Linked DNA regions of Homo sapiens: regions 2 and 3 are each linked to region 1. The links are chromatin contacts, found by Hi-C or POLR2A ChIA-PET in ENCODE. All regions are on one chromosome and are shown on one strand. The core of a region is the stretch at or near the end of the contact, and the rest is flanking DNA. Distances in the headings are between cores, read along the strand shown. Region 1 holds the start of LINC01776 (long intergenic non-protein coding RNA 1776). Region 2 overlaps LOC124900404 (a long non-coding RNA gene). Region 3 has its middle 110 kb from the start of LINC01776.

Evidence for each region. A loop is a pair of places that touch in the nucleus more often than their neighbours do. ChIA-PET counts read pairs that join two places held with the same protein, here RNA polymerase II (POLR2A). Pooled maps may share reads with other maps.
Region 2: a map of Caco-2 shows a loop between it and region 1 (9-fold over the local background). The contact joins the enhancer-like site here to the promoter of LINC01776 in region 1. A Hi-C loop is called at or near these places in 3 of 168 maps with a recorded cell type or tissue (Caco-2, PC-9 and endothelial cell of umbilical vein) and 3 of 50 pooled maps. POLR2A ChIA-PET finds 5 or more read pairs at or near these places in 2 of 52 experiments (PC-9 and endothelial cell of umbilical vein).
Region 3: a loop to region 1 is called in a map of PC-9, with 14 times the contacts of the local background. The contact joins the enhancer-like site here to the promoter of LINC01776 in region 1. A Hi-C loop is called at or near these places in 5 of 168 maps with a recorded cell type or tissue (A673, Calu3, IMR-90 and 2 more) and 3 of 50 pooled maps. POLR2A ChIA-PET finds 5 or more read pairs at or near these places in 4 of 52 experiments (A549, IMR-90, PC-3 and 1 more).

Annotation. Positions count from the first base shown.
Region 1 is chr1:98,208,375-98,213,407 of GRCh38, reverse strand. It overlaps LINC01776 (long intergenic non-protein coding RNA 1776), which reads right to left and starts at 2,697. Exons shown (of 3, transcript NR_046088.1): 1 at 2,598-2,697. The region is part of intron 1 of LOC124900404 (a long non-coding RNA gene); the gene reads right to left.
Region 2 is chr1:98,084,427-98,089,459 of GRCh38, reverse strand. All of the region lies in intron 1 of LOC124900404 (a long non-coding RNA gene), which reads right to left. Among named protein-coding and RNA genes, the nearest start is that of MIR137HG, 37 kb to the right of the region's middle. RefSeq lists an enhancer at 2,029-2,578. Within about 2 kb of position 3,104, at least 2 of the 41 ENCODE cell types and tissues checked have a DNase peak (open chromatin) inside an H3K27ac peak, as active enhancers do.
Region 3 is chr1:98,321,353-98,326,385 of GRCh38, reverse strand. No RefSeq gene overlaps it. Among named protein-coding and RNA genes, the nearest start is that of LINC01776, 110 kb to the right of the region's middle. RefSeq lists an enhancer at 1,707-2,906. Within about 2 kb of position 2,350, at least 15 of the 41 ENCODE cell types and tissues checked have a DNase peak (open chromatin) inside an H3K27ac peak, as active enhancers do; they include A673, IMR-90, PC-3 and 2 more, where a contact is called at or near this core.

The DNA.
Region 1 (5,033 bases), core at 1,448-3,947:
GATCAATGGAACAGAACAGAGCCCTAAGAAATAATGCCGCATACCTACAACTATCTGATCTTTGACAAACCTGACAAAAACAAGAAATGGGGAAAGGATTCCCTATTTAATAAATGGTGCTGGGAAAACTGGCTAGCCATATGGAGAAAGCTGAAACTGGATCCCTTCCTTCTACCTTATACAAAAATTCATTCAAGATGGATTAAAGACTTAAACGTTAGACCTAAAACCATAAAAACCCTAGAAGAAAATCTAGGCATTACCATTCAGGACATAAGCATGGGCAAGGACTTCATGTCTAAAACACCAAAAGCAATGGCAACAAAAGACAAAATTGACAAATGGGATCTAATTAAACTAAAGAGCTTCTGCACAGCAAAAGAAACTACCATCAGAGTGAACAGGCAACCCACAAAATGGGAGAAAATTTTTGCAACCTACTCATCTGACAAAGGGCTAATATCCAGAATCTACAATGAACTCAAACAAATTTACAAGAAAAAACAAACAACCCCATCAAAAAGTGGGTAAAGGATATGAACAGACACTTCTCAAAAGAAGACATTTATGCAGCCAAAAAACACATGAAAAAATGCTCACCATCACTGGCCATCAGAGAAATGCAAATCAAAACCACAATGAGATACCACCTCACACCAGTTAGAATGGCAATCATTAAAAAGTCAGGAAACAACAGGTGCTGGAGAGGATGTGGAGAAATAGGAACACTTTTACACTGTTGGTGGGACTGTAAACTAGTTCAACCACTGTGGAAGTCAGTGTGGTGATTCCTCAGGGATCTAGAACTAGAAATACCATTTGACCCAGGATTCCATTACTGGGTATATACCAAAAAGACTATAAATCATGCTGCTATAAAGACACACGCACACGTATGTTTATTGCGGCACTATTCACAATAGCAAAGACTTGGAACCAACCCAAATGTCCAACAATGATAGACTGGATTAAGAAAATGTGGCACGTATACACCATGGAATACTATGCAGCCATAAAAATGATGAGTTCATGTCCTTTGTAGGGACATGGATGAAATTGGAAATCATCATTCTCAGTAAACTATCGCAAGGACAAAAAAACAAACACCGCATGTTCTCACTCATAGGTGGGAATTGAACAATGAGAACACATGGACACACGAAGGGGAACATCACACTCTGGGGACTGTTGTGGGGTGGGGAGAGGGGGGAGGGATAGCATTAGGAGATATACCTAACGCTAAATGACGAGTTAATGGGTGCAGCACACCAGCATGGCACATGTATACATATGTAACTAACCTGCATATTGTGCACATGTACCCTAAAACTTAAAGTGTAATAATAATAGTAAAAAAAAAAACATAATTTGTGAAATAAGAAGAATGAAAAATTTTAAGTAAATAACATTGGAGAAAAATCATAATTTGTGAAATATGAAGAATGACAAATTTCCATTTTAAAAATATAAGTTTTTAGTTTTTTTCTTACTGCAAAACCAATCCATGTTCATTGCAAGAAAAAAATGCAAAGACAAAAAGAACACAAACACAAACCATATTCCAAAAACCCAACTATAATCATTGTTAACATTTTAAGTATTTCTACATCAAAAACGGAATCATAGTAATCATATATTTCGTAACCTACTCAATCAGTGTTCTACATGCATCAAACACCCAGGCATCTCCTGGGTGGGCTTTGACCTACTTCAAACATGCATACCTGAAATGCCTTGGGGATGCCCACAGATGCATCTACTCAGTGCCTGTCCACACATGAATAACCTGGAAGTGTGGAAGAATTAACACCCCAGAGGGAAAAAAATGACCAATAGATATAGAAGCCAATGGACACATTCTTCCCCCTTTCTGCTCCCAACCCTTACTCTACAGAGTCTAGAGAGATGCTTTACATGGCTACTTGAGGAGGGCTCAGCCTCACTTAACCAGCAATCAGTTTAACTCAGCAGTGACCAATATCACTATCAATATCAATAATGCCTTCTCCTCCTGTTGGCTCTCCCTTTCTTCCCTGCCTTACTCCCCTGCTCTGTCACTTCTCTTTCCTGGGATGGCACTTGCTAATAAAGCAATAGTACATAAGCCATCTGCCATTAGATTTGCTTCCTGGGAAACCCAGGTTTAGCCACCTAATTTTTATCTTAAAAATATATGTTAAATGTACTTTTCTGTCACTATCAATTCTTCCATACATAATATAAATTCAATACGATCATAGACCTTGTTTTTCTTCCTTAATTCTTTATGCTCAGTATCTAGATTAGTATCAACACATTTTCAATGCCTACAAGAGTGTATCATTGCTGCGAAGGTATGAGTCCACCTACTTACATTTTTACTAGTGTATACCTCAATATATTCATTCAGACCACACTTGGACATTCAAGTTGTTCCTAATTTTACCTATGTTAATGTGCCATGGTTAGGCAGCAAACTCCGGGCTCAAACACATGATTATTTCTATATTCTTAAAAGCGATTTATCTGAATCAAAGGTTATGCACAATTTTAGGAATATTTTACAAGCATTTGCTATCCTATTTGAATAAAAATTATGATATTCTATTCATTTTTACCTGTCAGCATTTCTTCTAGTGAACCAAGGTATTCTCATAGCATTGGCAGAGGAAAAGGCATAATCCATGTCCATCTTTTTCATCAGCTTAAAATCCATGTGCTTTTATGGGTGGCAATGAAGCGATGAGTAGCCTCAAGCCAGCAAATTTGGAGTGGGGAGAAGAATTAAACCTCAAAAATCCTTGCTGCTGAAACAATATTTTTTTCTTTTCTTCTTTTTCTTTAATAATGGTATCCCTCTTCCCACTATCCTTCCCAATTGTAATTTACTTTTCATGTCACAGAACTTAGCACCAAACAAATTACACACCTTATCCAAAGCTATTGGCTCAAAATGCTCAGACGGCTGTTTTCACTATAAACCACAGGCAAAGTGATTCCAGGGTGTTGTTTTTCTGATAGTAAAAGAAATCCTGGAAACTCTTTACAATTATTCCTGCATGGATCAATGCGGCGTAGAGCGGTAGTCCAGAGATCAGTAGGAGACGTATTTGAAGCTGAATCAATGCTGACAAAGAAATACTTGCCATTCCTCAAATACTTGAAGTACCTCATTTCCTATGAACTGGATTATCTCTTCATAAATTGTGGGCAACAGCTAAGATAAGTTTAGCCCCTGCCTTTGCTACCAAATATGGCAAGCGGATTTGTGAGTAATGGAGACAACCAAGAAATCAGTTTCAGAACCGCACCCCGCCCCCCTCAAAAAAAAAAAAAAAAGAAAAAGAAAAAGAAAGAAAACAATTTTTATGGTTTGGGAAACTAATCAGTCCCTTCTCTGCATGAAAGAAAAAGCCACACTTAGAAACCTGTTTGCTGCAATGAGTTTGAATGCCTCATACCTGGCTTGGTATTAAAACTTAATGTTGGAATTTGGAAGACTGCTTTCATCTAGTATTGAGTTAATTATTGGACAAGTACATTAAAATGGGTTGATCTCAGAAAATCAGCTAACAGCCCTTATCATACTCCTCTATATCAAAGCAATGTCACTGAGCATCACTACAAACAGTTAGAAAATTAAGGCTTTTTTTCCTCTTAAAATATTTTCTGTCTCAAAAAGTTCTTTATAATGTGTGATAAACTTCTTTAAATAAGATTTTCTCAAATTTTCTTTAAAAGTTTCAATTAAACATATGTTTTTTAATGGGGGCAACCGAACCATATCACGGATGAAAAATAAAATCACCAGGTATCCAACAGAAGGGCCAGTGGGTAAATCAGGCTGCCTGGGCTGAGTGTAAAACAGATCTGTTCATTGCAGAACTCGGGGGATTGAAATAAAACCTCCAACACATGTCATCAATACATTTCTGCTTTAATAAACACCGCTTAAATTTCCCCTGGCATTTAAAAAAATGCATATTAAAAGGAAGAACATGCACAATTCAGGCTAAGGACAAATCTTGAGCCTTCTCAAGTAGAAATGTGTTCAATTTGATAATTTTGGTGCTGTGTCTATGGAGAGAATGAAACTTTGTTCCACCCCCATCTACAAATTTTTATGCACCTATTGATAAAATCTGTAGATGTCCTTGGCCCAATAAAAAGACAAAAAGAATACTGCCTGCCTGCACAAACCATGACGCTCTCACTGCAAACCATCTCAAAGACCTCTCTCTCTCTAATCAAAACAATTCACCAAGGCTGAGTGATGATCTGAAAGAAAAAAAAAAGGAGATAAAATAACAAAGAAAATAAACCAAACTAACACATTTTTAACCTACATATGTTGAAATATAATTTCTTACAAATAAACAAACAAAAACATGATGTTTTGACTAAATGTTTTTGATTAAATGCTTACTTTAAAAATACAAAAAAGAAAGACCCAGTTATAGAATAAACATTGCCAGGAGAACAAAAGCTATACAATTTACCACAAATTTGCTCTTTCTTTCATTTTAGCATAGACATGACCTTACCTTTTATATGTTAAATGATTAAAGATTATATTATTTTTGTTTTATTTTTAATTTTGTGGGCACATAGTAGATATATATATTTATAGGATACATAAGATGTTTTGATACAGGCATGCAATGTGTAATAATCAAATAATAGAGAATGGGGCATTCATTCCCTCAAGTATTTATCCTTTTTATTATAAACAGTCTGATTACCCTCATTTAGTTGTTTTAAAATGTACAATTATTATTGACCATAGTCACTCTGTTGTGCTATCAAATAGTAGGTCTTTTTCATTCTTTCGGTCCATTGTTTTGTGTGCCCATAAATCATCCTAATCTCCTCTGTATACCCCACCCCCACCCTCGAATGCACTACCTTTCCCAGCCTCTGATAATCATACTTCTACTCTCTATGTCCAAGAGTTTGTTTTGAGTTTTAGATCCCACAAATAAGTGAGAACATGTGATGTTTGTCTTTCTATGCCTGGCTTACTTCACTTTACATAATGATCTCCGTTCCATCCA
Region 2 (5,033 bases), core at 1,855-4,354, 120 kb after region 1:
TTGCTCTTATTCTAAATCACTCCATGCTTGTCAAATATACTGTTTTCACTAGGCTTCCAGAAGACAATTTCTCTCTTGATTCTCTCCTTAGGCTAATGATTCTCTCTTTTTCTGACTTCTTTCTATGACCCAACCTCTAAATGTGGCATGCCCTCACAGCTCAGCTTTTGTTTTCTCCAGTAGAATATCCCTAGAATCCAGAATAGCACCTGTCACAGAATATATGTTCAATAAATATGCATGAAAAGAATGTAATATTTGCAGAATTTAACTTCCACAAAACCTTGCAAAGTAATAAATAGTAATCACATTTTATAGTTGAGGGCACTAAAATTTAGTAGTTACATAATTTTCCAAAATCACTGCTAGTAAGTGGTAGAGGCTAAGATTAAACCTAGGTCTGGTGAATCCAAAGCTAGGAGAAAGAAAAAATGACAGTTGCAAAGAAGTGTAGTTCAATATTATCTACATTTGGAAAACTGTAAACAACGTAATTGTCCTACAGTAAGGAGTGTTTAAATAAATAAATATTAACTTTATTATTATGAGTCCATTAAAATGAACATTATAGAGACTATGTGGTTACATGGGAAATTCTTCTGATATTAAAATGTACATCTAGATTATGATTACAAATGATTAATAAACTAAAAGATTTACATTTTTTGTCTAGAGGACTATGAATTTCTTTTTATCTGACTTCTGTGATTATAATGTTTATTTAACTTCTAGACACATATTAAGAAAATAGAAAAATCTTTATTTTAAATCTTGTATAAATATACCTATATTAGGATAACATGTTCCGCTGACTAGCAGTCTCTATGATATCCTGTAATTTTTGAAGAAAAGAACAAACGTTGAAATCATAATGTAAACATAACACACAATTTCATTGCATATATTGTTACAGAAAATATGCAGTAGATATTGGCTTGGGATACCTGACAATTAGCAACTTTAAAAAAAGTAGGTCATGTACTATATAAACACTATATAAATCTTCAGTAAATAACCACGATACCATGTAATAACTTCCTTTCATATCAAAACAGTTTTTTTATCACTTATATTATCATTTAAACTATCTTTAATTTGGCATGGTTTTCTTCTTCCCTTAATAGACTCCTCTATAAAGTGTAATATTTCCAAGAACACAAAATAGAACTGCAGTTGCTATTTAACTTAATACTCTAAAGTTTTTAAACTAACAAAATAACGTTTAGTTATTTGAAAATTAATGATGATATCTCATGTAAATCCACAATTTTATATGTATACTGTTCACATTGTTGTTAAAATATAGCAGAATGCAGATGGTGATAACAAAACTGATATTATCTGACATAAATATAAATTTGTCAGACAAATGTGCTATCTCGCTCTGTACTCTATGAAATATAGGGATAAACTACAGGCACTTTTAATCCAACCAGTAAATTTTTTTAGAGTTATTAATCTCTGGTAGAGAATCAAATAATTCAAATATTTAAACAAGTTAGAAATCAGTATGCTTACATGATCCAAAAGTAATCCAACGGAATTAAGTGTAATGCTATCTTCCCAGAACTTAGTTTTTAAACACATATACACATGCAACAAACATAAAGACTCCAGATAAAAATTGATTTTGATTATGGTCAAATACTGACAAATAGGTTTATCTTCCTTATTCTGCATCTCAAACCATAGTAGAAAAGAATATTAATGATGAAATGTATAAAGGGTTTATGTAATAACTATGGTAAAGATTGATTGAGCACCATTGCTCCGCGAACCGTCTAAAATAAATGGGGTCTTGAGAAAGAGATATTTTTCTGCATCTCAAAGCCATCTCCTCTACTTGGGCTCACAATACTCTCTCCTCACCTGTCGAGGCATCTTCTCACCTGTCGAGAGCACATTCATAGCATCTTTCTTTTACAGCTTCATCTCTCCTTCTCCATGGGCTTCTTCCCTTGTGTCTCCAAATATGCATGATTCTCCATTTAAAAAGCAAAAATTATTTCTTTTCATTCTTCTAATTCTTCTAACCTATTAATATATTCCTTTCCACAAATTTTCATAGGAATCATATGCATTTTACTCTGGATGATGAAGGCTAGTAAGACTGAGCAGCATGACATGAATTCATTAACATATTTAACACTAGGCAAGGGTCGTATGAGATTCACTGAATGAGATTAGTAGCCCACAAATCCTCTTCTTTACTTGCTTCTTTTAAGAACTCAACCATTCTCATTTCTCATTACTGAGCTTCCATTCAAACTAAATATCCTTTGTTCATTCTTCAACTCTTCAACAGAGCACATTTCACTCTTTTTTCATAACAATGAAGCTCTGGCTGCTTTCCCGCCTTTCCACACTCTCATTTGAGGTTACTTGCATTGTCCCTCTCTATAGCTTCGTCTGTCTGCAAATGCCTCCTACAAGACACTCTTTTCTCCTTAGCATTTACTCTTCAGGAGAATTCATCCAGTCTCATATCTAATCACTGACTCATTCTGCAAACATTCAGAGGGTGTTTATTCTATGCATGCCAGTGTCCTGAGCACTGAGTTCACAAGTATGAGTAAGGCAACATACTTGTCCTTAGAGAGCTTAGAATTGAGTTGAGGAAAAGACAAAAAAAAAAAAGAAAAGAAAGCAGTTATTGAGGTGTAGCTAGGACAATGGGCCCTGCAGAGGAGAGGAAGCCTCCTAGATAACGGAACATTTGAATCATAACTTAGTAGAAGATGGTCAGGTATTTAAACATATATATACATATATACCTATATACATATTTAATATGTGATATATGTTTACATAATATTATATATACACATAATATTATATATTATATATGTATATATGTGTATATATTGTATGTGTAAATGTGTGTATATATACACACATATATGTGTATATATTGTATGTGTATATATACACACATATATGTGTATATATTGTATGTGTATATATGTGTATATATACACATATGTGTCCCACATGCCTAAAACTTACTCCTCCTTTTTTTTTTTTTTTTTTTTTTTGGAGATAGTGAGATGGGGTTTCCCTCTGTCACCCAGTCTGGAGTGCATGATCCTGACTCACTGCAACCTCCACCTCCTGGGCTCAAGAGATTCTCACGCCTCAAACTCCTGAGTAGCTGTGACCACAGATGCATGCCACCATGCCTGGCTAATTTTTTGAATTTTTGGTAGAGACAGGGTTTTGCCATGTTGCCCAGGCTGGTCTCAAACTCCTGGGCTCAGGTGATCTGTCCCCCCAGCCTCCCAAAGTACTGAGCCACTTTTGGCCTGGTCACTCTCTCTTTCTTTAAAACAACTCCCCTCTTCTACTTCGCCATTTCTTTAACACTGCAATGGGGCTCTCTGGTCCACTAGACTTGAAAAGCCCACATTCACATTCTATCATTCTTAGGAAAAATATATTTTGCCCATACCAATTATACTGTTACCATTTTAACTTCAGAAAATCCTGGATGGGTGTGAGCGTTTGACTTAAAAAAGTACAAATCCTAGGTTTTCTTGCAATCAGTGAATTTAATCAGTCTGGGGCAGCTTGGGAAACAGGTATTTTTTTTAATATCACCAGGTGACTCTAATATGAAGCCACTTGTCTATGTTCTCATCACTACAAACCTCCATCTAATCTGTCCCTAATCTGTTTCAACAGAAAAATGTCAAATTAATCTTGCAAAAACACTGCTTTAATCACATTTCTCAGATCTAATACAACTGGAACCTTCTCACTTGATCTCTGCAATTTAAAATTCTAAAAAAATTCTGTCTTCTAACAAATATTCTTCATTCATTCATGTAATCAGCTGTTATTCAGTATCTAAATGTTAGGCTCAGGGAACTGATAGTTCTCAACTCCTCACAGTCTTCATTCCAACAAAAAAGACAGACACTATATAACCACAATTAAGTGTGATCAGTCTTAAGACAAGGAAATACTAGACTCTAAAGAAACCCATAACAAGAGAAGTTAGCTTAGTTGTCAAAGATGATCCGCTACGCTTTAAATTGAAACATCATCAAAAATTTATCAGGTAAAATGGAGAGGGAAAGGGACGATTTCCAAAAGGTAGGCCAGCATAAGCAGCATATGGTGGTTAAGTGAGAGAGATACCTCACCACTTTTGAAATGTGGAAATAGTTTCATTTCTAAGGGGGGTAATTTGTAAGGAGAACTGTTAGATATGAGTGAGGCCAGACCACACAGGCCCTTATAATGCAGCTAAGGAGTCTGGACTTTATTCTGAAGGAAATGGAAAATCACTGAGTACTTTTATGCAGGGAGTCATTTGCAAGTTTGTGTTTTTGAAAGATCACTCCAGCAGCAATGCAAGGAACAGATGAAGGGGAAGCAAAATTAGAGTTGGAGAGGACATGTGAGAGACTTGCAGTAATAATGAAAGAGATAGGGAATGGATGGTTTGGATTAAAGAAAATTAGATGGATTGGGAAGGAGTTCAGATTTAGAGTCAACAGTCCTTGGTGACAGCGAATATAAGGAACAGAGTGATACTAGGGATGACTCCCATATTACTGGTTTGGAAAAGTTGGTGAATGGAAGCATGATTTACTGAAGCAAAGAATATTGCCAGCAAAACAGTATTTTCTGTGTTGTCGGGTGGAGAAACGTAATTAACTCACTTTCAGATATTTTAAGTTTGAAGTTTCTTAAAAACAAGTTGGCTCTGAGTGAATGGATATCAGAGTGGTGGGACAACAATCAGGAGTGGCCACAGATGCCAAAGGAAAGGAGGAAAGGTAGTGAATGTTGCAGGAAGGGGCTTATTAGATTCGCAGACCCATCAGTTATTAGTAACCTAAGGGGGAAGGCAGAGTAGAGTGTGCTGAAGAGTGATAATGAAGGGAGAAAATGGACAGTCAGTGTTGAAAACTCTCCCAAAAGTCTGATCAGGGAAGAAAAGAAAGATTTTGAAATAATCAGAGGAAGTGCTGCACTTTACGATGGTTTGTTTTCCTTGGGTCAATGAGTTTGGTAGGAGTTTTGTT
Region 3 (5,033 bases), core at 1,101-3,600, 110 kb before region 1:
ACTGTAACTGCTAATTCCTGAGCTCAAGCAATATTCCCGCCTCAGGCTCCTAAGTAGCTGGAACTACAGGCATGTGCCACCATGCCTGGTTAATTTTTAAATTTTTTTCTAGAGACAGTGTCTCACTATGTTGCCCAAGCTAGTCTCAAACTCCTGGCCCCAAGCCATCCTCCTGCCTCAGCCTCACAAAGCTCTGGGAATACAAGCATGAGTCACCATGCCCAGCCCCTTGTTTTGACAAAAAATAAAAAGTACATCAAAAGAAAAAGGCAGCATTTTAAAACCGAGCAATCACGTATAATGGAAATTACATTTTTACTTTAGAGTGACTAAGTGCCCAAAAAAGTAGTTTAAATTCGGGAATGTTTTTAAACAAATTTCTAATTTATCAATCAATTAGTATCTGCATACATATGAAACATAGTACATATATATGAAGTGTCATTTTTTCAGTATATAAGTACTGTTTGATATCTATCTGGATGATCAGACCCCTTGAAGTCACGGTGTTTGGGGAACTACCACTACAGACTATTCTTTCCATCTGCTAGGGAGTTTAATGACTAACAGGTTGAATCCAGTTAAGATTAGAAAATAACGGAACAGCAAGATTCTTCTTGTCAAAACATGATACCTGAACAAACGAAGACATTATTTCTTTGTGGGACTCATTGCCAATAGAAGATTTACTTACTCTACAGCAGATTTGAGCATTTGAAAAAGAAGGAAGAAGGGAAGGAGTCATGAGGCAGAAAGTTTATTTACCTATGGAAAGAGAAGTAGAGTTGAATAACAAATCAATGCATTTGAACATTGCAAAAGCCTCCTTAAAATCATACTTAAGCGATTGGGCTCAACTGATACCAACTCAGGCCTGATTCCTTTTCCTAAATAATTCAAATAATTGATTTTTTAACTTTTATTTATGTATATTTTCATAATTTTAGTTATTTAGGTAATTTCAGAATAACATTGCCTTCAGTCTCCATTTTCTTCTCAGAAACAATGGCAGACCTGTTCCACTAATGAGTACATCATAGGCAGCATTCCCATTTTCTCCAGACACTTTCAGTCAGTCCCAACCTTTTCTACACCCTGTGTGTAAGGGACATTTATCCAGAACCTCCAGCAGCAGTACTGGCTTCACTGAAATTACACTTTGCAATTATTGTATTTTCACTATTTTGTAATGACATTAAGTTTATCTTGATAGCTTTCAGAACTTGAAAGTCTTAATTCAAATAAAATGACTAAAATGGCTTGATTCTATATTCAAGCCAAAATTAAGACTTCTTTTCCCAAAAACAGAAAATCCCTCTAATACAGAGAAATTTGTATTCCTTTCCTCTGGAGCAACTCAGAGTTACTATTATCTTAACTTCTTTAAAAGCACATTTCTGTCTCTCATTCACTTTCTCTTTCTCTTTATTTTCTCTTTTTGTTTGTATGTCTCTGTCACTCTCTCCTCTCTTACTGTCTTAATTTTGTATCCCTCAAAATTTCAAGATGAGGTATGAGGTTCTATGATCATGATGGAACTTTGAATAACATTTTTGTGACAGTCGTGATTATACCTATCTTAACCAATAGTCTTGTAATGAGCAGATAGATTTCTATGTAAGTATAATTCATAAATAAAGAAAATAGGTACACTCAATCTCTCTTTATTAGACTTAAAGAATAAGTTGCTTATAGTCAGACCAATAGATTAAGAAAAATCATTTTAAGGAACAACTCAGTGAGCTAAATTAAAGCAGCATAGACTTCTTAGAAAAAGGTATGATTTCAGCAAAAATTTTATCCTTGTACATGACACTTGTCAACAAAAATGAAGATGAGTAGTATTGAACACAAGCCATTGTGAACATAGCAATAAGTATTATACTACTAATAATCATGCGACTTTTCTGCAAAATGTTGGAAACACGTTACTTTCATTTATGATCAGTCAAGTCAGTAACAGACAAGTCTGTTACAGGGATTTTGCCTGATACCATTGTGGGGGCTAAACACTTTCCGTAAGGCTGCTGTCTTTGTGTCTGCTGCTTGGGCATGAAGTCCAGAGGGCAGACAGTGAAAAAGAGAACATGATGTAATACAAGGATATTAAGAAAGAGCTGGAACCCACAGGCATGAACTGAAACTCCTCAGAACAGAGCAAAACCACATTTATTGGCTTTGGTGGTATGGGTGACCTGCAGAAGCAAAGGCCCTTCATCATGGTGCTATAGAATTGGTCCAAAAGTTGGAGAAGCTGAAGGAAAGTTTAGAGGAAAGTTGAACAGTTGCAGGCTCAGCTGCTGCCTCATTCCAAGGTGGTGAATCAGCAGATAAGCGACAAGGCGTGTGAACCACAAAATAGCTGAGACTTCCTTCCTGCCTTCCAAATCTTGCAAGAATTTCTCCGTGGCCCACCCTCACCAGAAATGTAATTCAGCCTAGCCAAAGTGGCATGTTACAAAGCCACCACAGTTTGTATATGGGTCATTCTTGGAATTACCGTTTTCTTTACCCCTACTTCCAATCAAATACATTTCTATCAAGTCTACCTCCAAAGCATGTTTTGAATTCATCTTTTCTTTTCCATCTCTACTTCTACTTTCTAGCAAAAGCCTCCATTTTCCCCCATCTGGACTCTGCATTGTTTAATCTTTCTGTCTTCATTCACTCTTGCAGGTCTCCAACCATTCTCATAAAAGCAATTATGCCTCTGCCCTCTTCAAGGTCTATCAAATCTCATTTCCTATAAAATCAAATCCAAATTTCATGACAACACAATGCCCAACATGATCTCACCCCAGCCTCATCTCAGGACACTCCCTCTCCAGTCACACTGGTTTCCTCTTGCTTCATTCCTGAAACCCTGTAAGCACATTTCTGCTTCAGGCCTTGGCACATATAGTTTGCTCTATCTGGAATCATATTTCCTCAGATTTCTATTATGCTAGCTGCCTTTAATCATTTGGAAATGCCACATTCTCAGAAAAGTATTCTCTGAACACACAATTAAAATGGGTGTCCCCCTCCAATTCTCCAAGTGTTTTTTCTCAAAGCACCATGCTTTTTCATTCATAACATTATCATAGTTCAGAAATATATAATTATTTGTATCCATTTTTAAAATACCTGTTCCTGCCTTCCCCCACTAGATTATACATTTTTATAAGGCCGGGGCAATAACTTTTCTGTCTACCACTACATACCTAGAGACTAACTCAGTACTTGGCATCAAGTAGTCAATAATGTATGTGGAATGCATGATTGAATGTGGCATTTCTGGATTGCATGAATTTATACCAAATAATCAGCTTAATTTCAGAAGCAAGAAAAAACAGAGAAGAGATATATTTACAGTTGTAATAGGAACAGCAGGGATTATTTCAGAGACTTATGGCATATCCAGTAAATTATTATGTTATATTAAACTGATTTTTTTTTTTAAATCATGTGGAAACAGAGAAACTACTTAGGATATGACGTTAAATTAAAAACCAGGGTAAAATATATTTAACATGATTACAACCAGTTTGTAAAAAGATAGATGGGAAAGCAAGGGAAAGGAAATGCATTGATATGTTAGTATTGCTTTACTGAGATTGCAAGATTATGATTGTCTCTTGCCCCTGTTTTTTAAATTTTCTGTGACAAGGCAAAAATGGAAATCCCTGACTTTTTTCATATTGAAAGACTATTTTTTTAAAAGCTGTTGTCAGTTCACAGTAAAATTGAGAGGAAGGCTCAGAGAGTTTCCATGTACCCTTTGCCCCCACATATGCATAGCCTACTCTATTATCAACATCTCCTGTGCATTTGTTATAATTGATAAAATTATATTGACACATCAGAATGACCCAAGTCAAAAGTTTGTATTAGCAAACATTTGTTATAATTGATAAAATTATATTGACACATCAGAATCACCCAGGTCAAAAGTTTGTATTAGTGTTTGCTTTTGGTGTCCATTCTATGGCTTTGAGCAAATGTATAATAACATGTATCCATCATTACAGTATCATACAGATGCTGTATTTTCACTGCCCTGAAAATCTTCTGTGCTCTGCTGATTCACACCGTCCCCCCACCCCCCACTGCCTCCCTCCTGGCAACCACTGATCTTTTTACTGTATTCATAGTTTTGCCTTTTCCAGAATGTCACATAGTTGGATTATATAGTATGAAGCTCTTTTTGGTTGGCTTCTTTCACTAATAATATGCATTTAAGGTCTTCCATGTCTTTTCATGGCCTAATAGATATTATTTCTTTTTAGCACTGAGTAATGCTCCATTGTCTGGATGTACCACAGTTAATTTATCCATTTATATACTGCAAGACATCTTGCTTCTTCCAAGTTTTGGCAATTATGAACATAGCTCTTAAAACAATAAAGTGCAGGTTTTGTGTGGACATTAGTTTTAAACTTTTTGGGTAAATACCAAACAGCTGATCATATGGTAAGAGTATCTTCAGTTTTATAAGAAACAACCAAATTGTCTTCCCAAGTGTCTGTACTACTTTGCATTCCCACCATTAATGAATGAGAGTTCCTGTTGCTCTACATCACCAGCATTTGGTGTTGTCAGTCTTCCAAATTTGGGGGATTCTAAGAGGTATTTAATAGTATCTTACTATTGCTTTAATTTGCATTTCCCTAATGACATATGATGTGGAACATATTTTCATATGGTTATTTGCCATCTGTATATCTTCTTTGGTGAGGTATCTGTTAAAGTCTTTGGCTTACTTTCACATTGGGTTGTTTGTTTTTTATTGTTGAGCTTTATGAAATCTTTGTGTTTTTGAATAACAGTCCTTTATTAGAAGCACCTTATGTAATTACAGTGACATACAACATAATGATGTTTCAGTCAATGACAGACTGCATATAAAACAGTCGTCCCATAAAGTTATAATGGAGTGGAAAAATATCTATTGTCCAGTGACATTATGGTCATCAATAGTGCAATGCATTATATCATAATGCAATGCATTACTCATATGCTGGTGTAAACAAACCTACTTCTAGTCATATAAA